Regions from separate parts of the Mus musculus genome. Here region 2 is linked to region 1. Evidence: chromatin loops called from intact Hi-C (ENCODE). Cell type or tissue: heart. All regions are shown on one strand.

The links. A loop is a pair of places that touch in the nucleus more often than their neighbours do. Peaks named below come from ENCODE experiments on the same cell type or tissue, not always from the same donor. Only the 100,000 strongest peaks of a DNase experiment are listed, where the experiment ranks them.
Region 2: it touches region 1 in a loop (1.9-fold over the local background); 2 of 42 quality-filtered maps call a loop at or near these places.

Annotation. Positions count from the first base shown.
Region 1 is chr11:12,281,059-12,289,058 of GRCm38, forward strand. All of the region lies in intron 9 of Cobl (cordon-bleu WH2 repeat), which reads right to left. Among named protein-coding and RNA genes, the nearest start is that of Gm12002, 29 kb to the right of the region's middle. In heart, no CTCF peak of the experiment used is centred here; no DNase peak of the experiment used is centred here; H3K27me3 peaks cover 213 bases.
Region 2 is chr11:12,103,468-12,111,467 of GRCm38, forward strand. No RefSeq gene overlaps it. Among named protein-coding and RNA genes, the nearest start is that of Gm30423, 58 kb to the left of the region's middle. In heart, no CTCF peak of the experiment used is centred here; a DNase peak (open chromatin) is centred at 4,444.

The sequences.
Region 1 (8,000 bases):
TGTCAGAGCAGGTGAGGCATCTGCCACATCGACAAGGCAATCTATGAAAAGTATCATCCCCTGCACTTTCATCTTTCATCATTAGGTCTTCAGGGTTAGTGATTTGGCCTACATCTGCATAGCTGCCCATAAGGCACTGCAGGGCTACCACTAGTGATCTCAATTTAATATAAAACTGGTCAAGCAGAGAATATTTTTGTATGTTATATTAAACTGTTGTTGGAGGCTTTACCTAGTAGAGACTCAGTAAGTTTTACAAATAAGTGCCTTTTTAAATTTGCTCTTAAGTTTAGAACTCCCTTGGCCCTGAACACTTTCCGTTTTTTCTTGAGGAAATAATTACTATTTGATCCAGAGTCCTTGATGCCTTGTGCCTTAGGTTCTCAGGAAGATTAGAAAAAGTGAAAGATTTTTTTTTACACCTATTTATCTATCTAGCCATCCATCAATCTGTCTATCATCTATTATCTATCTGTCCAATCTAATGTATCACATATCTATGCATCTACATATTTATGTATCTATTTATCATCTATCTATGCATTTATCTATCATCTGTCTACTATCTATTACTTATTTTCTATGTATCTTTGTATCTATCTATGCACACACATATCTATATATTTATATAAATCTGTCATCTATGTATATATCTTATTCATCATCTACTATCTATCATCTATCTATGTATCTATCTATATCTATGTATCTATGTATCTATCTATCTCTACCTATCATCTATCTATCTGTCGTGTGTGTGTGTGTGTGCGCGCGCGACATGACTCATGGCATATGAGCATAATTTGTGGGATTGCTTGTCTCCACTCATCACATGAATTCTAGAGATCTAACTCAGATCATCCCACATGAGGGCACACAACTTTATCTGCTGAGCCATCTCACCATGCCCACCAATTGAATTTTTATTGCTATTTTTCTTGAGTCCCTTTCCCCTTTGTTTTCTGTTACATATACTTTGAGTTCTCCTGGCTTATTGATAGACATGTTAGGAAAAGGTAGATTTTATTTCCACTCATTCAAAAAAATTCTAGGTTCGAATAATGCTTATGATCCCTTTTGACATTTACCGCCATTTAGAAAGAAAACGTATCTTTCCAATATAAAAAGAAAAAGGAGTCAAACTACTCTCTTACAAACACTATTTACCTTTGAGTGTCCCCTTAAACACTCCTTCCTGCCCTCTGAGACCACAAGCCTAGGAACTGTAAAAACAAGGTGTATCTGGAGTCTGGGTATCTAACCCAGTGAGGAAGGCATCTTACTGCTACACTATTAAATTCATGATGACAATTTGAGACTTTTGACATCAAAACCTAATCTTCTGCATGGCACATAGCAAAAGACTCAGAGGACTGTGAGTCGTCTTCCACATCTCAGGCAAGATGACAAGGGACCTGCAATGCCACTTTGATGTTGAACATCTCAGAGACGCCAGTCCCTGGACCCACATGACCTCCCATGATTCCCAGAGGCCCATCCAGCGTCAGACCAGTCACCTGTCATCTTCTTACCTCCACCCCCTTTCAGCTGTACTGAAAGTGAAGGTTAAAGATTAAAAATGAAACTGTCACCATATATCTATCACAAAACCTTGTATTTAGTGTTTCTAAAACGTTTAAAATATAAAGTGATAGCTGCTTTTCTTTTACCATAGATTGCATTTCTTCAACTGTTATGTCTTCTTAGTTTCATACTGGTGACTTCTTAAGTTTACTATCTATAAAACTATCAAACGCATGAAGCTTTCAAGCTGCTCAGCATAATACAAGGTGCTCAATGTCCTGTACTGGATTCAGACCACATCATATGCCTTACACTGAACAGAGCCTTGCAGTGGTCTTTTGCTACCTGAGTGACAGGTGTATAGGGGCTGAGAAGTTCCAGATCAATCAAGATTATAATATCATCCCTCCCTCCCTTTGACTAAGAGCCTAAAGGTGAGTGAGTGACTTCCTGAATTTTTGTTTTCCATGGCATCCATGCAGACAAGTGGCTAATTCTTCTTGCTCTAGCTCAAGAATCTCTTAAAGTTCCTTCATTGCTGTCTCAGTAGCCTCAGGTCTGCATGCCATCACATGCCCTGGTGTAACGGAGGCTGGCTCTACCCTCTAGTAACACAAGGACCATCACCTTCCTGCATTCTTTCTTATGGTTCCCTCTTCTTTTCATCTAACACAATGTAGGTGATTAAAACTCTCCTTCAGTCATCAGACCACTAGAGGTGTCAGGTGAGTGGGGTCTGTCAAAGATTTTGGACATCTGACATCTTGGTCTCAGATACAATACATGTTCATTATTCTACACATCCCCTCCAAATGCATTGCCATAATGTGATAAAGCAGCATATGAATGTGGGCAGGCAGTTGGGGGCGGGATCCTCCAGGACTGTGAAAGCCTAGGTGTCTAAGGATTACCCATCTGATATGCCCACCCACATCTGCAGCCCCAGCAATGAGGCTGCCAGTTCATTATGTTTGCCTTCTTATTTGTGTACATTGCCAAAAGTTTGGGACATACAGACTTGCACAAAATGTGAAGATGATTTATTCAAACTGTTTCCTGGGTTTGTACTAATGAATAAAAGCATATATATTGAATATTGAAAGATGCCCTGACAGATGTTCTTTTGTGTTTCAGTGGTAATCCCCAAAGACTAATATACCATAAAATATGTGGAGAAAGGTATGCAACTAGGTTTACACTCATATAATGTGTTCTTGTCTAACACATATATATCCTGCAAAATTACCACCTAAAGTCTGCTCAATTCCACTGAGTGGTTAGCCTATAGACCATGAAAAGTCACACCATGATTTTCCCACGGATCCTTCTTGCCACTCAAGCAGGCTTGGTGATGTGTATCTCCTTGTAATGGTGACAAGATCAGCAGCTGAGCCCATCATTTGGGGAAACTTGTATAGAATTGTTTCTAGCCCTATCCAAAATCAACAGACTACACAGTCAGTAAATTAAATGTTTCATACACAAACCACCTGTCTAACACACAATTATGGCGGCCCAAAATAACTTGGCTTTATTGGTCAGAAAACACTCACCTCAGCAAAACTACCAATCCCCAAAATAACCTGCATGGATACTGAGGTCCAGACCTAAGTTTTCAAGGTCAGCTCTCAGGACTTGAGGCATTCCTCATTTTCCTTTGCTAAAAGGAAAGGATGGTTCACTATTACCAAATTTTACCTGGCATGTTTTTAGATTAGCAATTGAGGAAAATACTAACAACTGGAATGAGATACTCATCCTTAGGACAATCATGGATTACATTTGGTTGCTTTTAATTCTGGTCTGTGTTTTTTTGTTTTGTTTTAAAGGACACACACAGAAGAAAGTTTGATAATGTATGAAGAAAATTAGATATGTCACCGCACTATAGTGTTTATTCACTTACTTTATCTTCAAAGAATTTAAGATTTGTTCCCTCTATCTATTGTGTCAGTGATGGACTCAGGCAAACAGAATTCACGCATTTCTCATGTGTCTTTACATCCTGGTAGAACCAGGGTCTTTTGGAGACTCAGGTATCACTGACTAAATGCTGGTACCATATGATGCTGAGCACAATACTTCAGGAGGCTGCAAGTGTGGAGTCAGTTATGGTCCTGTTCTTAACATACCTTAGACTCAAAGGGTCCACTGAAGTGGTATTACCTAAGATTACCCCTGAGTTACCCACTAACAACATTTCTGCTTCCTGTTCTCTCATCTTTATGTTTTACAGACTTATGGTTCCTCATCCTAGAGTTCTATGAGTAGACACAACAAGGACTTTATTGAGCTGAAAGTTAAGACTGCCCATCACTTTGGGCTCTTCATGCCCTTGTAGGTCAGGAAAGGGTTACAATGATGGCTAGGGTGACTAATCTAGACTACAAAGGGTAAACTGGACTACATCTCATGCAGAAGTAGGGAAGAATGTCTCTAGAATACATGCTACCCCTTGGGGCATATCTCAGAATTACAGTGTTCTATGATTAAGGTCAATGGAAACTACCCTAACCCATTCCAGGCCAACTACTAAACTTTTAAGAATGAAGAATTGCACTAAGTAATGAACTATGACCAGTCTAGGCTCTTAATAAAGGCCAAAAAGAAGTTAGTTGATAGAAATACCAGTCCATATCATGAATACTGTTACAGAAATGATGAAAACAGCCATCTTCTTGTTTTGCTATGAATATGTTTCTAGGTATATGCAAACTATGCAAAAAGATACATCGCTTTCTTTTGGTCTTCTTTCCGCTCCGTGACATTTATGTCAGCACTTAATTATCTAACTTTATACCAGGAAATGGCTGAGACATGTCTCAAGGGTGTTGCCCCTGGAAGAAGGGAATCCCAAGTTTTTGATTGTGTGCAGCAGAGCTGCATTGTGTTGCTTGATATTAAGACCTTGTCATTATCTATACTTGGAGAGTAAGTGTGGTTTAAAGGCATCCATGTGGTCAGGGGTGAACTCTTGACAGTTGTTTATATGTCATCTGATGAGTCGAAGTGAGGAAACTATTTGTAGGGTGTCTGAGGCTGCTGTGGAGACATTAGCATGTTAATTAGTATAGATTATAAGAAAAAGACATGCCTTCTGGAGGTCAGGCTTCACAGAATGAAGCATCCAATCTGCCCAGGGTCAGAAGACAACAAAATGCTTTGTTTGCCTGGGGGCATCTCATCACCTTTGGACAGCAGAACCTCTGGCTTGAGGAATCTTACACTAAAACTGACTCGCCTTTCTGGTATTCTGAGGCTGTAGCCTACAGATGGCAGATGGTAGGGCTTTCTGTTCTCTAGTCACATGAACCAGTCTCTACTTTAATACAGTTTCTCTTGAGATACATGACTGTAAAACACACACAGATATATCTCTATGCATCTATAAGTCCCACAAGTAAAGCATTGTGTCTCTAATAAACATGTATTGACTGTTTTCTTGTCATTTCCTTTAAACAACACAACCATTTATATTATATTCAGTAGTATAAGTAATCTAGAGATAATGTAAATGATATATGTGAGGATTATGTAGGTTACATGGAAATACTACACCACTTCATGTAGGTGACCTAGACATCCAGAGTTCTCTGTGACTACTGAGGGGTAATTGCATCAAACATTAGACCCAAACAGTAGGCAGGATTAACATATCCACATTTCATTAAAAAACTATTATTCTTCTCATACTCTGAAGTTGTTCAGAAAATTAATTATGCAATTAGCAATGGTGTAATTTCTCCAAAATCGGCTTTCCCAGGGTGTAACTGAATATCCAGCATGGATATTTGGAAGGGCTTCTCTCTTTCCCTCCCTTCATGCTTCTTTTACCCGTCCTATGAGAAGTACAGGAGTCACAGCCAAGGAAATATGCTTTAGGGCTCAACTGCCTCTCTGTAGCTTGAGGATCCTGTACCCTCACCAGATACTGAAAGTCAGTGTAGCAGTAGAGCTCAGGCCTAAGTTTCAGACTTTTTGATCAGCACTGAGCTGGTCTGAAGATAAGCTTGTGTCTCTGAAGTGGCAAGAAGTGTCCACTCCAGGCATTTCAACTCAACACTCTCTGCAGTGCTCCCAGGGGAAGCCAGGGCTAATTCATTCCTGTGTTTTGTTGTTGTATGGAAAGATGAGTGCTTGCTCATTAGCATTGAGACAGCTGAGAATTCTCTGAAGGATAAAGAAAAGTGTGTACAGAAGTCAAACTCATCAGTCCTATCTGACAAAGACATGCAATACAGAATTCACTGTCACAGTTCAGGGGAAGTGGTAGAGCACCAGAGGGTCCCTGGGAAATGGTGGAAGTTCAACAGGTGCAGGACATTCATTTTCAAGAGCAGCTAAAGACACATTTTAAGATCTCTGTCAAAGGAGCCATGCAATGACAATATTTTAAGAAAAGAAAAATAGCAATTTAGCCTTGCATTTCTCAGGAAGGGGTATGAAGTAGAGAATGAGGTTTTATTTTGGTTTATTTCATAACATGATCAAAAATTTTCTTCTGGTTTTGTTTTGTTGTTATTTACAATGAGGACTTAAGTTGCTTAATCTTTCTAGTTTTTGAAAATTTGAGAATGAAATTGAAAGAGACCTTGGGACTTCAGTGAGAGACAGGCTGAGTGACAGGAGTGGTCTGATTGGATGTCGAAGATATCCAGAGTATCATCAGCCACTTACAAGGCATAGAGGTACTACTGTACCCCATAACACCTTCACAGGACAAACTGATGTTGCCTTCTCTCTTTTTATTATAAGAACACACACACACACACACACACACACACACACACACACACACATCTAGGTTTTAATGTATACTTTCTTACATTTTGAATTGTAGCCACTTTCATACTAATTTTGATTTGTTTCACGTTGGTTATCACTCTAAATGTTTATATATTTATTTGCTTGTATAATTCTCAAGGACAGTTTTGCTTTTCATAGAAATTGCAGAAGAGAACAATTAAATTGCCCGAGATTATGTAATAACAGAGTTAAGAGCTGGTCCCAAGCAGCTTGAGTCTTGCCTATCCTGAAGGACTTCAAGGTTGGGGTTGCTCAGAAGTGTTTCTCTCCTATGTGGAGAACAACCTAGTTTCCTAGCACAAGGATCTTAGTGACCCAAACAGCTCTCACTCCCCTTGCTGTTACTTGTTTCTGGTCATTGCATTCTAGATGCGTGGCTCAGTCACCATGATTGACTCTAGAACTCACATGAGACTTACTTTGGATTGAGTGAGCTAGTTCTAACTTTAGAGTGACAGTTCTTGGAACAGGCCAAGACAAAAGGCATACCAAGTAGCATTTCAGTAGCCCATTTCTGGATTGGTAATGACAAATGATAGAAAGCATGACTCTGAAGAGATATTTGTACATCTATGTTCCCTCTGGCATTATTCCTGATAAGAAGTATAAACAAATATATCTGTATATGGATAAATGGAGAAAGATAATATGGTATACACAAACAATGGAAGCTATTGAGTCTTTATAAGGAAAGCAAGTCTGCTGTGTGCTACCGTAAGAATGATTCCCGAGGCCATTATGCTGAGGGCAATGAGTCAGTCCCAGGAAGACAAATGTGGTGTGATTCCATCTATATGAGATACCTAGAGCATCAGATTATTGTAAAACAGGAGATGGGAGTGTGATTGGCAAGTTGAGGAAAAGGGCAAAACTGGAGTTAATGGATACAGAGTGAGACTTGGAAGATGGCAAAGCCCTGGAAGTCTGCTGTGCAGTCATGTAAATACCCCAACAACCACAGAATCATGTCCTCAAAAATATCTAATGTTGCACATTTTATGTTATTTTTTTAAGTTATAATTAAGAGCTACTAACTGATTCAGCAGTTTATACAAACAATTTAAGATGCCTTGCATAGGTCAAGCAAAAACAAGTCTAAGCAAAACACAGAGGCCGCCAGGCCCTGGAGCAGAGTCTCAAGGGCCCTTTTGCCTGGGAAGTCGGCAACACAATCTGTAGCTAATGGTTAATATCTTGGCTTGGTTTCCTCAGAAGTCCTGTTAGCTGGGAAAAACTGGTGACAACATGACAACCTTTAAGATGGATAGAATTCATTACACGAGAGGAGTATGAGTAACTGATTTCAGAAAACATTCGGAAGTCCATAAATATGAAGCATCTTTACAATGCTCTGCAAATAAACAGAATAAACAGGAAAACATGTTGAGCTGACTATGAATGATCTATAAATCCCAAAATTCAAATGCAACTAAGATACAAAGTAGGCTTCAATCATGTGTGTATGTGTGTTCACACGTGTGCATGCAGCAGCAACAACAGCACATAGGTGCACATGTATTCACAAATGCTTGAAAGACCCCAGTGGAGGCTAAGGCGTACACGTCAGAAAAGGGACAGCATGAGCTAGAGGGGCTTCTGGTTTCAGCATGGTGCAGGCTGTCACAGTTACTGACCATCCCTGGAAGCAGCTCCTGCGACGGACAGGTTTT
Region 2 (8,000 bases), 180 kb before region 1:
GTCTTTAGCCATCTGGATTCCTGTTGTAGTAGTTATTGGGAGGGCACTTATCCTCAGTGGTCCTGGTGCGGGAGGCCTCTAATGTGTATCCTTAGGATGTATGGTTCTGGAATAGCAGGTCTTTATGGTTTGAGATCCATAGGTTTGTTGAAGGTGGGTGGAAAGGCAACGGTATAATGGAGGTCTGCTGGGAATAGTAGAATACTCAGGGCAATTTGATTATTACCCTAGAAGACTCAGCATGCAGGGCTCTGTCTGAATAATTTTAATTGTATGCATGTATTTCCAGGACTGACAATTTGCTATATTCTTCCCTGAAGACCATTTCTCCCATTCTTAGAATTCCTTATTTTCCTGTGGTTCCTTGTGTAAGGTGATACTCTCTGAGCTTTTCTTTATCCATGTTAATGTATCTATTAGAGTCATCCTTGTTCAGCTCATTATGAAGTTTTTAACCTGAGATTTTTTTAAAGAAAATTTTTGATATAGATCGTTAATACTATAAGCTTTATTCTTAGGAAAAGTTAAAGTCTCTTTATTTGCAGATGATCGATTCTATGCATAAAAGACCCCAAAGCCTCTACCAGCAAACTCTTACAGCTGATAAAACCATTCAGAAAAGTAGCAAAAAACAACTAAGACATGAAATCCAGTAGCCTTATTAAATTCCATCAACAAGCATACCAAGGGAGAAAGCACAAAAGTCACCTCACTTATTATAGTCTCAAAAGTATCAGAATAATCTAACCAAGAAAGTAAAGAGTTTATATAATGAAAAATTTAAGACACTAAAGAATGAAACTGAAGAAGATACCAGAAGACATAAAGACCTAAATTCATTGGTTTGTAGGATTATGTTGTGAAGATGGCCATCATACCCAAAGCAGTCTACTGATTCAGTGCAATCCACATCAAAATTCTAACACTATTCTTTACTGAAGTTGAAAAAATATTTTCAAAATTCATATGAAACTACAAAAATATCTTCAGAATAGCCAAAACAATTCAAAACTTGAAACTAAAACCTTAGGGAATTAAACAAAATCTCATAAGAAAGCTTTACTAACAAATTGGATCAAGTAGAAGAGAGACTATCAGGCCTTAAAAAGAAGTTAGGTAACTTGGATCACACAGCCAATGAAAGTAGTAAATGTTTAAAACAACAATAAGAAACCCAAGAGCAACAGACCTTTCAGGAACCCTGGAATACTATAAAAAGACTAAAATCCAATAACATAATTATAGAAGAAAAATAAGAAATTCAGGTCAAAGGCAGATAAAATATTTTTAATAAAAATCATAAAGGAAAAAATTTCCAAAGCTAAGCATGAAATTCCTATTGACATATAAAAGGAATAAAAGACACCAAATAGACAGAACCAGAAAAGAACTACTTACATCACATAATAATTAAACCATATATGAACACAACATAGAAAGAATATCAAAAGATGTAAGAAAGTAAGTCACTAATAAAGGCAAACCTATAAGAATATCACCCAACTTTCCCCAACAGACTTTGAATAACAGAATGATCTGGACAGATGTTCTACAAGCTCTGACATAACCCAGATGACAACCTAGACTATTATACTCCACAAAACTATCATTCATATTTAAAGGAAAAAGAAAAGCTTGCATCATAAAAATAGGCTAAAGATATTTATGATCATTAAGATAGCTTACAGGAGCTCTTAGAAGGAAGACTTCAAGTTGAAAAGATGAAACACACTGAAATGGGCAAGGGTAATATGTAATTCCAGAACAGTTGATCAATGTAGGCGTAAAAAAAATTCCACAACAACAAAATAATAGGATTTGATAAATGTTGTTCAACAAAATCTCTTTATATTAGCCAACATTCTCAACAACTAATTGGATTAGAAAACAGAATTCATTATTTTGTTGCTTCTAAGAAATACACTTCATCATTCACAATAAATACTACCTTAGAGCAACAGGATGGAAAGGCCAGTGGGACTAAGTAACTTGCAAGCATAAATATTTTGCTATCTGATAGAATAGACTCCAAACTCGAACTAGTGAAAACACAATAGAGATGGATATTTTACTAAAGAAAAAAAAAACCACCAAGTGAGTATTATAATCTCAAACATTCAGACACCAAACATAGAGGTTTCCAGCTTACTAGAAGAAGTACTATTAGATCTAAAACAAGAGATTGACTCCAAAATGGTGACAGTGGGAAATTTTGACACTCTACTCTCACTAACATACATATCATCCAGTCAAAAAGTAATAGAAAAACTCTGCAGTTAAATATCATAAACCCAAAGGACTTAAGAAATATCTATGGAAAATTCCACCCGTCCACTTGTGAATACAAAGTATTTTCATCAGCCATGAAACATTTGTCCAAATTGACTGTACATTAGGACAAAAAGCCAGTCTCAAGAAACTTAAGAAAATTGAGACAACAACCTACATTCTTTCTGACCATTAGATAATAAAGATGGCTATGAACAGCAACAGGAAAATTAGTGTGTAAACTTGTATAAACAAAACAACATTCTTGTCCTAGAAGGTTTTTCCTGTTATTGTGATAAAATTCTGACTAAAACCAATTAGAAGGTGGAAGGGTTTATTTGGATTACACATATTGATTAACAGTCTGTCATTGAGGGAAGTCAGGGCAGGAACCAAGAAGGAAATCTTACTGACTTGCTTTCCATGATTTTCTCAGCTTGCTTTTTATGCAAGTCAGGACCACTTGCCCAGGAGTGTCATTACCCATAGTAAGGTGGGTCCTCCCACACCAACCATTAGTTAAGAAAATGCCCTACACACATGTCAACATGTATACCATATGGAAGCAATTTCTTGATTGAGGTTTCTTCTTTCCACGTGACTAAATTTGTTTTAAGCTAACAAAAGCAAGACAACACAACACTACTGAATAAATATTGTGTCAAATGTCAAACACAGAAATAAAAATTCATAGAATTGAATAAAAATGAATCATAGCATACCAAAATCCATGGAACACAATGAAAATAGTCCTAAGAAGGAAATTTATTTAAAGTAAGCTTTTGTGAGAAACCCCTATATGCAATAGTGACTGGCTTAAAAGTTACTATGTAGAGCAGGCTGACCTCAAACTCAGTGAACTCCTCCTGTTTCTACTAGGTTTAAATGTGTGCACCACGTCAACCAACTTTTCAGGGGAATGCTTATATCACTAAGTGCTTACATTAGAAAATAGAACCCAATACTAGTAACTTAGTAACTCCTTCAGTGGCCTTGGAAAAGCAACAATAAGCATCACCCCAAAAATGTAGAGAGGAAGAGATAAATCAAAGCTGAGATTAATGAGATAGACATAAAAATAATAAAGAGAATCAAGGAAACCAGTTGATTATTTGAAAAAGATTACGAATATGGACACATTTTTTAGCAAAGTTAAGCAAAAGAAAGAGGACACACATCAGTTAAATCAAAGACAAAAATGGAAATATTATATCATAAGCTGAAGAAATTCAGATAATCAAAAGAATATTCTTTTAAAATCTACACTCTGCTATGTTAATGAAATGGATGAGCTTCTAGCAATCTAGGAACAATCAAAATTAAATCACGATGAAATAAATAACTTAAATAGAGTCATAATAATCATTGAGATCACTCAATTAAAAAAGGTCTCAGGGCCAGGTGGACTGAACACAGAATTCTACCAGACCTTCAAAGAAGAACTAATAGCAATACTACTCAAATTATTCCATAAAATCTAAAAGGAATGAACATTTTCAAATTCTTATATTCAAATTCTAATAACAAAACCAGACCAAGTTACAACAAAGAAAGAAAAAAGACTTTCTGATGATCACAGACACACGACTTTTCAAATAAAATATTTGCAAACAAAATCAAGTCTATATGAAAAAAGGACCACCATCGTGAGGTCAGCTTTATCTCAGAGATGAGGGTATTGTTCAACTTATGTAAATCCAGTGAATGAGATAAGGAGGATACAAGTAGGAGAAGAAATCAAAATAGCTTTTTTTTTTTAAGATGGCAATATTCTACACATTAAAGACTTCCTCAGAAATATACTACAGCTGGTAAACAAATTCAGAAAAGTAGAAAGGTACAAAATGAATACACAAACCGAGCATACCAAACTTCCTACATTGGGAAACTTCCTACATATCAACAATAAACATACTAAGTAAGAAATTAGAGAAATAATCTAATTCATAATAGCCTTAAAATAGAGGTTACTTGCTCTTGATTTTTCCAGTTCATTTAGGGTTACATTTGGGGTCCCCAAGACTTGAGTCTGCCTGCAAGGGACTGTACCTTCCTCTTGGCCCATATCCCTCCTTCTGGGACTTGCCTGATCTCAGTCAGCTGACTAGAGAGGGACTCTAGCCAGAACTTATCGACCAGAGACCGAGATAGGCTACTTATACACCTTTTCCTCAGCACCTCCCAAGTTTCGTTTTTGCTTGCCAGGCCAAATCTCTTTGGGACTTATATGGTCCCAACACCAGGGATCTCTCCAGCCAGTAAAAGTGACCCAGAGATCCAGATTCCTGCCAAATGCCTGGGACTCAGATCTGCTCTATCTGGCCTTGAGACCCAGGGGCATTCCTTGATAGCAGGGGAAACTTGTTCAAAGCAACTAGAACAATCTGCTAAAGTAATCACACTGTAGCAGAGAAATATAGGCCAACTTTTGATAGAAGTTGTAACCTCAAATACTAGGCAGAGGAAATTGAAATCCTAATCGTGCTATGAATTAACTCCCTCCTGAACATTGTAAACAGCTCTCTTGGGTATATAAAGGTGATTTGAATAAAAACAAACAAACAAACAGAAAAAAGAAAGAAAAGGTCAACCAACAAACTAACTCCAGATGTACAAATCCCCATGCAGAAATAAAAATATGAATTTTAAAGAAAACCAAACAGAAATGATGCTGGAAATGAAAAACTAAATGAGCCAATTTAAAAAGTCAGTGGCAAGTCTCACCAATAGAATAGATCATGATGAAAACCGAGAATGATGGATGATAGGAAAAAATGGTAGAGTTGAGTCACTCGGTAAAGGACAATGAGAATTTTTAAAATATATATGAATGGAACATAAGAGAGTTTTGGGACACAATGGAAAGAACTAACCTCGAAGGCATAGAAGAAAACCACACCAAAGACATAGAGAATATCTTCAGAGAAGTAATTTAAGAAAATCTCTCAAACATAGAGTCAGACATACTCTTCCAGATAAAAGAGGTTTTTAGACCACCAAATAAATAATACCAGTTTGAAATTCTCCATGACACATTATAGTTAAAATATAAATACACAGAATGAAGAAAGTGTATTGAAAACTGCAAGGGAGAAAAGTCAAATCACCTATAAAGGCAGGACAGCTCAACAAATACCTGATTATTTGACAGAAATCTTTAAAGCTTGAAGGGCCTGGGAAAATATATTCCAAGTTCCAAAGGCCAGAGCTATCAACCCAGCAAACCTATGAAATTAAAGCAAAGGACAAACGAGCACTTGCCATGATAAGACTTACGAATTCTAATCTATCTGTACACACTATACTAGAAGGAATACTTCAATCTGAAGAGAAGAATAAATACATTAAAGAGGTCACAGGAAACAACAAAGCAATGCCATGACAGATTACCAAAAGATAACTAGGAGACACTGGAAAATCAGCAAGACAACAGGAATTTATATAAGTCTTTCAGTAATAATTTAAAATATTAGTAGTCTGAACTGCCCAATAAAAGACACAGATTTATCAGATTGGATTAGATAATGGGATCTGTCATTTATTTTTGCTTCCAAGAAACATAACTCACTATCAATTATAGATAATACCTTAAGGAGACTATGTTGAAAAGAGTATTATCCCAGTGAAATGGAACTGAAAATAATCAGGCATAGATATTTTAGTATCTGAAAAACTAAAACCATAAGGAAAATAAGAAGGACCAAAATTCCAATGCATTTCTGTACAAAAAATTGGGAAAAAATGAGCTTAAATTTCATTTGGAAACAAAAAGAAACAGACCTCTACTATTTTGTAGAATTTGATACTAAGACCCTATTACTGAAAATACCACATTTTTAAATTATGGGGCATAGAGAAATCAAGCTGATACTAGCCTAAAAGCTTCCTTCCTACTGTCTAGTTTTTATAGTACTAAAAGGTGCTAGGTGTGCTACTAGGAAGAAAAAAATAATCAGTACATTTACACACCCAAGAATACCATGAAGTATAATAATGAGTGGCCTGGCAAGATATGCTCATCAGTGCAAAATTGGTATAAGTGTTATGGGAGTATCTAAGCACTCCATGTACCACATAGGTCTGGTACTGTGTACTGGTCCAAAACCCCATGGCAAACTAGAGCATAATTCCTGGGGAGAGCTTCTGCATTAAAATGATCTGAGTTATTTCCTAATGCCGTTAGGGGAAAACTTTATAGTGTTATTGTGCTAAACGCATAAAGTAATAGATTGCCCATAAATTCTTACTTTTATAACCCTGTGTGGTGGTTTGAATATGATTGGCCCAGGGAATGGCACTGTTTGAGGTGTGGCCTTGTTGGAGTAGATGTGGCCTTGTTGGAGGAAGTGTGTCACTGTGGGTGTAGTCTTTGGGACCCTTGTCCCAAAGAATGCCTGGAAGCCATTCTTCCAGCAGCCTTCAGACAAAGATTTAGAATACCCTGCTCCTCTTGCAGCATTCCTGTTTGGGAATGTGCTGTGCTCCTGGCTTGATAATGGACTGAACCTCTGAACATGTAAGCCAGCCCCAACTAAATATGGTCCTTATAAGAGTTACCTTGATCATGGTGTCTGTTCACAGCAGTAAACCCTAACCAAGACACAGTGGATTAGTATATCCACTATCATAATATAGAAGCTTGTGTGTGTGTGTGTGTGTGTTTTACATTAGATGATGTTAGATGATGATTAATACAGAGAATGACTACAGGTCAAACTTGAGAGAATAAGAGACTGTGCAACTCAGCTCTAAATGGAACACCTGTATCATACCATTTCCTCCTACAGTGTAGGGATCATTGGGGAAGAGGCAGAAAGATCATAGAAAACATTGTAGATGGATGCTGTCAAATAATATTTGCCAGATGAGACAGCACATGAACTCACAGTGGCATGCACAGGATGTGCATAAAACCAAGCCATCCAGAAGTCCCAGCATGGATGGGCAAGAGGCTAATGATGTGCCACCACATCTGAGTAGCTATTGGTATTTGATGGCTGCTGGGGGAGGGAGAATGAGGTTTCTTCATGGTGAGAGCCTTGAAAAGCTACATATACTAGTAGAAGGCCCACAGAGAAAGCACTAAATTCACTCAGTAGGTTAAAAGAGGAACACATGAAGCTGAGAAGGGAAAGTCATGGGAGTGGTGAGGAGGAATTAAAGGAGAATAAAGTGGGGTTTATTTTATTAAAGTGCATTACACACAAGTGTGAAATCTTCAAACTGAAAATAAGGTTGGAAAATAATTGCACAAGATATCTAACAGCAATCTCTGGTCTCCATACGCATGAGGCCATGCATAAGCGTAGACCCACCCCCATACATGCACAGACTCACTTGAATACACATGATAGAGAAGGGGAGGGGGATGAATGGAGGGATGGAGAGAGAGAGAGAGAGAGAGAGAGAGAGAGAGAGAGAGAGAGAGAGAGAGAGAGAGAGAGAGAATTTATTCTATTGCTTTGAAGTAGACTCCTAACTCTAATGGAAGGTGTCACTATGATTTTAGATAGGTGTATCTATCTGTATGGTATTAGCAAGAATGTATTTGATCTTTGTGTTGGTTTCCTGTCACATAACTCCCCAAATACTTGGGTCTTTCTAAATAATAGGAGTATCTTGTTATTCATAATGATCCCCTTTGAGATCTGTAAATTTGCTCTTGAGATGAATTTGGGAGACCCTTTGCTAACTTTCAGATAGAAGCAGTACCAGGAAGCCCACATGCTTAG